Linked DNA regions of Homo sapiens: region 2 is linked to region 1. A link is an interaction called in ENCODE POLR2A ChIA-PET data of the cell type or tissue named here. Cell type or tissue: K562. All regions are shown on one strand. Each heading gives the region's core, and the rest is flanking DNA. Links, peaks and the distances in the headings are about the cores only. Region 1 has its middle 3.8 kb from the start of H1-10-AS1. Region 2 overlaps PLXND1 (plexin D1).

Region 1 (2,901 bases), core at 85-2,584:
CCATAGACTGGAGAGGAGGGAGCATTGCTGGAGAGGAGCCCAGGCCTGCTGCTACCCCTGATCTGGGCCTGGCAGACCTCTCTGCCGCCTGGGTGAGTTGCCACTCCATTCCCTCTGCAAATCTTCATAACCCATTGTGGCTTCCTCCCTGCTGCTTCCTGCCTCACTGAACTGCAGAGCCAGGTGCCAGTGGGAGTCCTACCTGCCCTGTCCTGGGCCAAGCTCTGAGGACACAGCAGTAGACAAAACCAGTCCAGGTGCCTGCCCTGCCCAAGCTCCCTGGCTAGTGTGGAGATGGTGAATGATGAGGGCAGAGGTACTATCATCAGGACACACATGGCTGTGGCTGTTTGGGGTCTGGGGGCCTGTGGGCACCTAGGAGGCAGGTAGGCCTAGGCTGGCAGCTCCACACCTGCTGCCAGATCATGTCCCAGTTGTCCAAATCTGAATCTCTGGGGCTAGGCCTGGGAATCAGCCTTCTGACCAGATCCCCAGGTGGTTCTGGGGTTCAGAGAGGGCTGAGGAGGGCTGCAGCAGGGGCCATGGGCACCAAGGCCTCAGACATTTGTCCTCTGTGGACACTGCTCCTTCCTGCCTGCCTGTTCAAGTGCTCCATGAACACTGAGTTTCATCCCTCCTTGAACCTTTCTCCCTAACCAAGGCCTCCACCTTGCTGACCATCTGTCCTTTGAGGCCATCTCATCATGTCCAAGTGCCAGCCCAGGCCTGTCCCATACTCCTTGCAGGGCCAGCCAATAGGCCACCAGGAGCTAGGGTCCAGGAGAGGCCTTGGCATACCCAGGATTCTAAAGAGATGGTGCTGCTGGCCAGCTAAATCCAGTGCCCCAAAGTGTGCTTTGGGCTGTCCTTATTCCTCATTGCCTTTCCATATTTCTCACCAAAATCTATCCTTTGCTGTTCACACCACCTGCCTCCACTAGTGGCTGCCTCCTCTGGTGCTACCTCCCACCCCTGCCTCTTGTCACCCACTCTTCATTCCTTGGCATGGGCCCCAGCTTGCTGTCTTCCCCACCCTGAGGCTTGCACCCTCCAAGAGCACTTAAAAGGCACCCAGTAGACCAGCCCTCAGTGAGACAGGCCATCCACTTTGCTGATAATATTGTGAGCTTCCCTTGGGAACCCAGCCCCAGGGTGGTCACATGACTCAAGACCTGGCCAATAAGTGTTCAGTCTGTTATTCACTTGGCCACACTGATTAGGTCAGAAATGGGTTGTTGATCCAGTGAGTTCAATGAAAGTCAATCCTGGGACAGAATTCCCTGGAACTGCTGAGAAAGAGGTGCTCTTTTGCTAGGATCACTAAATTTTAGGGACATGGGTCCAGAGTTGCCAGTGACTATCTTTGTCAACATATAGGGAAAGCCCCCCTGAATAAGGAGCCAAGATAGAGAAAATTGGAGCCAGGAAATGGACAGATGCTTAATGACATTAATGGAGCTTCTGGATCAAGCCATGCCTGCAGCTTGGATAGCCCTGACTATCCTATGAGCCTATACATTGCTTTTTGCATACATTAGTTTGGGGTTTCTGTTGCTTGCATCCTGGTCTCTCACTCAAAGGAGTGACTCACCTAACCCTCCCCACATGCCCATCCTGGACCTTGTCGTCCTTTCAAATTGCTCTTCCTCTGAACCACCCTTCTAGTGTCCCATTCTCTGCCCATAGGCCCTTCCCCTCCCTTTTTCCCAGCTTGCTCACTTGGCCCCTTCAGCTGGGTGGCTTTCTGACTTTATGCGACCTGTGCTACTGTGGGGTTCACAGAGTAGGTCACCACATCCCTGAGAGGTGACCCTAAGTTGATGCCATATGACCACAACCAACCACACCTGAGTACTCACTGTGCCTGGTGCTCTGAGGACTCACAGGCCTGATCTCAACCTCAAAACAACCCCAATCTTGAAAAAGGGTGTTCAAGAGCCAGATTTACTGATGCAGTTGCTGAGACTCTGGGAGGCCAACAGCCAGGTCAAGATTCAAACCTGCTCTATGTAGCTCCAAAGCCTGTATTTTTCTGCCCTGATGCTCAGCTCCTACAGTGGGCTGGGGAGTCCAGGATCCACCATTTATTTACTGTGTCTCCTGGACTTGGCTTCAAGAAGCCTCAATTCCAGTTGAACATTGAAGGCACTTAACACTGTGAGGCTAAGGAGAAGGGCTTTCTAGAGGAGGTGACCCTGGTACAGCAAGGAGGCAAAGGACTTGTGTGCAAGACAGCCCAGGCTTGAGCTCTCCTCTGCAGCCCAGTGTGGATTAGTATTAAATATTAGGAGGGGGCAGGTGGGAGCAGGCCCCTGCTAGAAGCTACCATAGTGGGCCTATCTCCACTATGATCTTTGGGTCTGGGGCAAGCAAGATTGTTCTCCCCAAGTCTCAGTTTCCTCATACGTAAATGGTGCTAAGAAAGACTTAAAAATCATTCATCTGCTAACTAGGCAGAGTCTGATCACACTGTCTCTGGCCAAGACCTCCAGCCTCTGCACCCCCAATCCCTTGAATCCCCCTGGGGTTAGCACCCTATCTGTCGCCAGGGCTACTCTGCTTGCGATGTTGCCTCCTCCCTGTGAGCCTCAACATCTCACCTCTGCCTTCTGGGTCCCCCAATCTGCCTTCTCCCTGGCCCCAGGACAGCTCTGCAGACACTGCAAAGGCCCCATCCCAGGGTGTGTAGCCTTAGTGACTGGTAGAAAGGGATCTCCACTCAGTCAATGTCCCTAGACCAACCTGGTCTAAAGCTGTCTGTCTGCCAGGGCAGGGCTTGGAGCTGAGCACAGGGACTGTTGGGAAGGGTCTGAGCTCTTAGCACAAGGGGTACTGCTATCTCACTGTCCCAGTCATCAGATCTTGGGTGATGTGGCCCAGGGCATATTAGCTCTTCCAGCA
Region 2 (2,901 bases), core at 217-2,716, 250 kb before region 1:
CCCCTGGGTCCCCTTTCCAGTTCATCTAATGCATTGATCCCTGTCATGCGGAGTTGGGAGGCATCTGCCATTGTAAGGTACTGAGCCCTCCATCCCAGGAGGCATTCAGGCAGCCATTCAGGGTATTATAAGTGCTGCCCCCGCAGGCCAGGTAGAGCAGACAGAGGATTGGGCCCCCCTGTACACCCCACTCAACCTGCTTAGAAAATGGAAGGTGAGAGTCCTCCACACTGGGATGCCAGGTTACCTCCAGGCACCCTTACCCTTCTCTGAGCCCCACTTTTCAATTCAACCAAGCTATTGTTCCCTGTCACAAAGGTTAGGAGGCATCCACCGTGGAAGGTAATGAGCTCCCCATCCCAGGAGGCATACAAGCAGCCGTCGTAAGCACTGGCTGTTAGGCTAGGCAGGGACACTGGGCCCCTCTGGACACCCCATCACCAGTTGCTTCCACAGATTCCTGAGAGCTGCCGGCCCAACATGGAAGAGGGAATTAGCTTGTTCTCCTCACTACTCAACAACAAGCACTTCCTCATCGTCTTTGTCCACGCGCTGGAGCAGCAGAAGGACTTTGCGGTGCGCGACAGGTCAGGCTGTGACAGACTGGGGTGGGGTAGGGAAGAGGAGCCTGTCCAAGGCCACACAGCATCAGGTCCTGGGTCCTGGGGCTCTGGGGCTCTTGACACCCCCATATTCCAGCCCTTCCTGGGCCGGGATGCCCAAGACCTTGGCTCACGGGGCACGATGGTTGCTGTGGACGTAGAAGAAGGTGGCTGTTTCTCCAGGAGGATTCTAGCCCCACTCACCCCTCGCAGGACCCACCCACACAGGCACTCCTGGGATCGATGGGCCCGGGGATGAGGCGGCACTGAGACCCTGGGACCCACAGCTCCTAGGGCCTCAAGGTGCAGTTGACACCTGCCTCCCGCTCACAGGTGCAGCCTGGCCTCGCTGCTGACCATCGCGCTGCACGGCAAGCTGGAGTACTACACCAGCATCATGAAGGAGCTGCTGGTGGACCTCATTGACGCCTCGGCCGCCAAGAACCCCAAGCTCATGCTGCGGCGCACAGAGTCTGTGGTGGAGAAGATGCTCACCAACTGGATGTCCATCTGCATGTACAGCTGTCTGCGGGTGAGGCTGCCTGGGGACAGACAGAGCCCAGGCGGGGGACGTGGCAGGGACTCAGCGGCAGTGACCCCACGGCCTCCCAGGCCTTCCCTGGCACCCTCAGGCCAGCTCTGCCAGGAGGGAGTGTTGCATGAGACAGGCCAGGCCCGTAGGACCTGTTATGCAGAGAGGGGAGCCATGGCCCCGGGGAAGCCTGGCTGGCTTGCTGCAAGGGCTCAACGGATGCTTGGGGCATAACAGAGGTTGTGTCAGGGGCCTTGTCCCATCTGTGGTTTTCTCAGTCATCCACCCTTCCCTGCTCTGGATTCAGGAGATGAAATCAGCCCCTGGCTGGCCCTTGAGGCTCTCCCAGCCCTAGGCTAGGCGAGACGTGGAAACAAAATACAGGGTGGCCAGTGCCTCGCAGCAGAGCTCAGCTCACGAGGCCTCCCTCTGTCTGAAGGCTTCAAGGTGGCTTCCTGGAGCAGGCAACCCTGTGCTGAGACCTAAGAGAGTGAGCCAGGCGAGGAGTGGTGGGGAGGGTGCTCCAGGCATCGGGTACAGCACAAGGGCAGAGGCCGGGAGGAGGGGATGTTCGTGGAAGGAATAGAAGGAAGGCCAAAGAATCTTCTGGATGAGAGCGGAGGCTGGGAAGAGGGTGGGCCCGGTAACCAGGGCCTCCTGCACTCTGCCAGAAGGACCCCCATAAGCTCTCTTCGCAGAGCAAGGGTTGCTTAGCCTCTTGTCCTGTCCCACTGTCCAGCTGCCCTATGGTGGCAGAGGCTAGAGGGCTGCCTGGAGGATTGTGGGAGAAAGGCAAAGGCCTGCCTGGAGCCCAGAACCGGGGCCTCGGATGTTCTGTTTTTTGTTATTAATTTTTGAAGAGATGGGGGTCTTGCTTTGTTGCACAGGCTGGTCCCAAACTCCTGAGCTCAAGCAATCCTCCCGCTTTGGCCTCCCAAAGTGCTGGGATTACAGGGGTGAGCCACTGCACCCAGCCAAGATGTCCTGGGCTTGAGTCCAATCTTTGGCACAGCCCAGCTGTGTGACTCTGGGCTACTCATTGCCCTCTGTGGGCCTTGGTTTCCTTCTGTCAAATGGGGCCTCTGCCCCTGAGCCTGGGGCTTGAGGGCCAAGTAGCCTGGGGGAGCCCCACGGCTCCTCCTGGGGGAAGGGGGTAGTGGGGTGGAGCAGAGGCAGGGCCTGGGAGGGGCCATTGGGGTGCCTCCGCCTTCTGCGGGCTGCCTCACTGTGGGCCATCAGGAACCACAAGGGCCACTGTGGACCCTGGACCTCACTCCCCTGGCTTCTTTCTGTGGCCTCAGCCAGGCCTTCCCCTATGAGCCTGTTTCCTCCTCTAGGAAGCAGGGAATCAGTGCCTCCCACGCCCCAGACCTGGAGAATTGGACCAGGACTTGGGCTGGCAGGCTGCCTTCGTAATCTTTGCCAAATCTGCCTAATACTATTATGTACTTAATTTTTCTTTAAATCAATTTTTGTGGATAGTTAAGTAAAACTATCCCAGTGGAACACCTGGGTCCCTTGCTGGGCAATGGCCTTGAGAATCAGCTCATGGCTGTGGGTCCAGCAGAGCCACTGCCTGGAGGGCCACCCTTGGAGATGGGCAAGAGCAGGGACATTGAGCCCCATTCCTCCTGAGACTCCATAGTCATCAGCCTGCAAGTGGGGTCGAGGCCACATCGGTGTTTCGGGTCCACCTAAACTCACACTTGGGGGCCCCCCACTTAGTAGAAAGTCACAGGCTTGGGAGTCAGCCGAGCCAGGTCCGAT

What was found. Peaks named below come from ENCODE experiments on the same cell type or tissue, not always from the same donor. Only the 100,000 strongest peaks of a DNase experiment are listed, where the experiment ranks them.
Region 2: POLR2A ChIA-PET joins it to region 1 with 5 read pairs; 9 of 35 experiments call an interaction of 5 or more read pairs at or near these places.

Annotation. Positions count from the first base shown.
Region 1 is chr3:129,311,026-129,313,926 of GRCh38, reverse strand. No RefSeq gene overlaps it. Among named protein-coding and RNA genes, the nearest start is that of H1-10-AS1, 3.8 kb to the left of the region's middle. In K562, for the core only: no CTCF peak of the experiment used is centred there; a DNase peak (open chromatin) is centred at 1,146.
Region 2 is chr3:129,563,573-129,566,473 of GRCh38, reverse strand. PLXND1 (plexin D1) reads left to right here. Exons shown (of 36, transcript NM_015103.3): 24 at 457-587; 25 at 936-1,134. Among named protein-coding and RNA genes, the nearest start is that of H1-8, 22 kb to the right of the region's middle. In K562, for the core only: no CTCF peak of the experiment used is centred there; no DNase peak of the experiment used is centred there.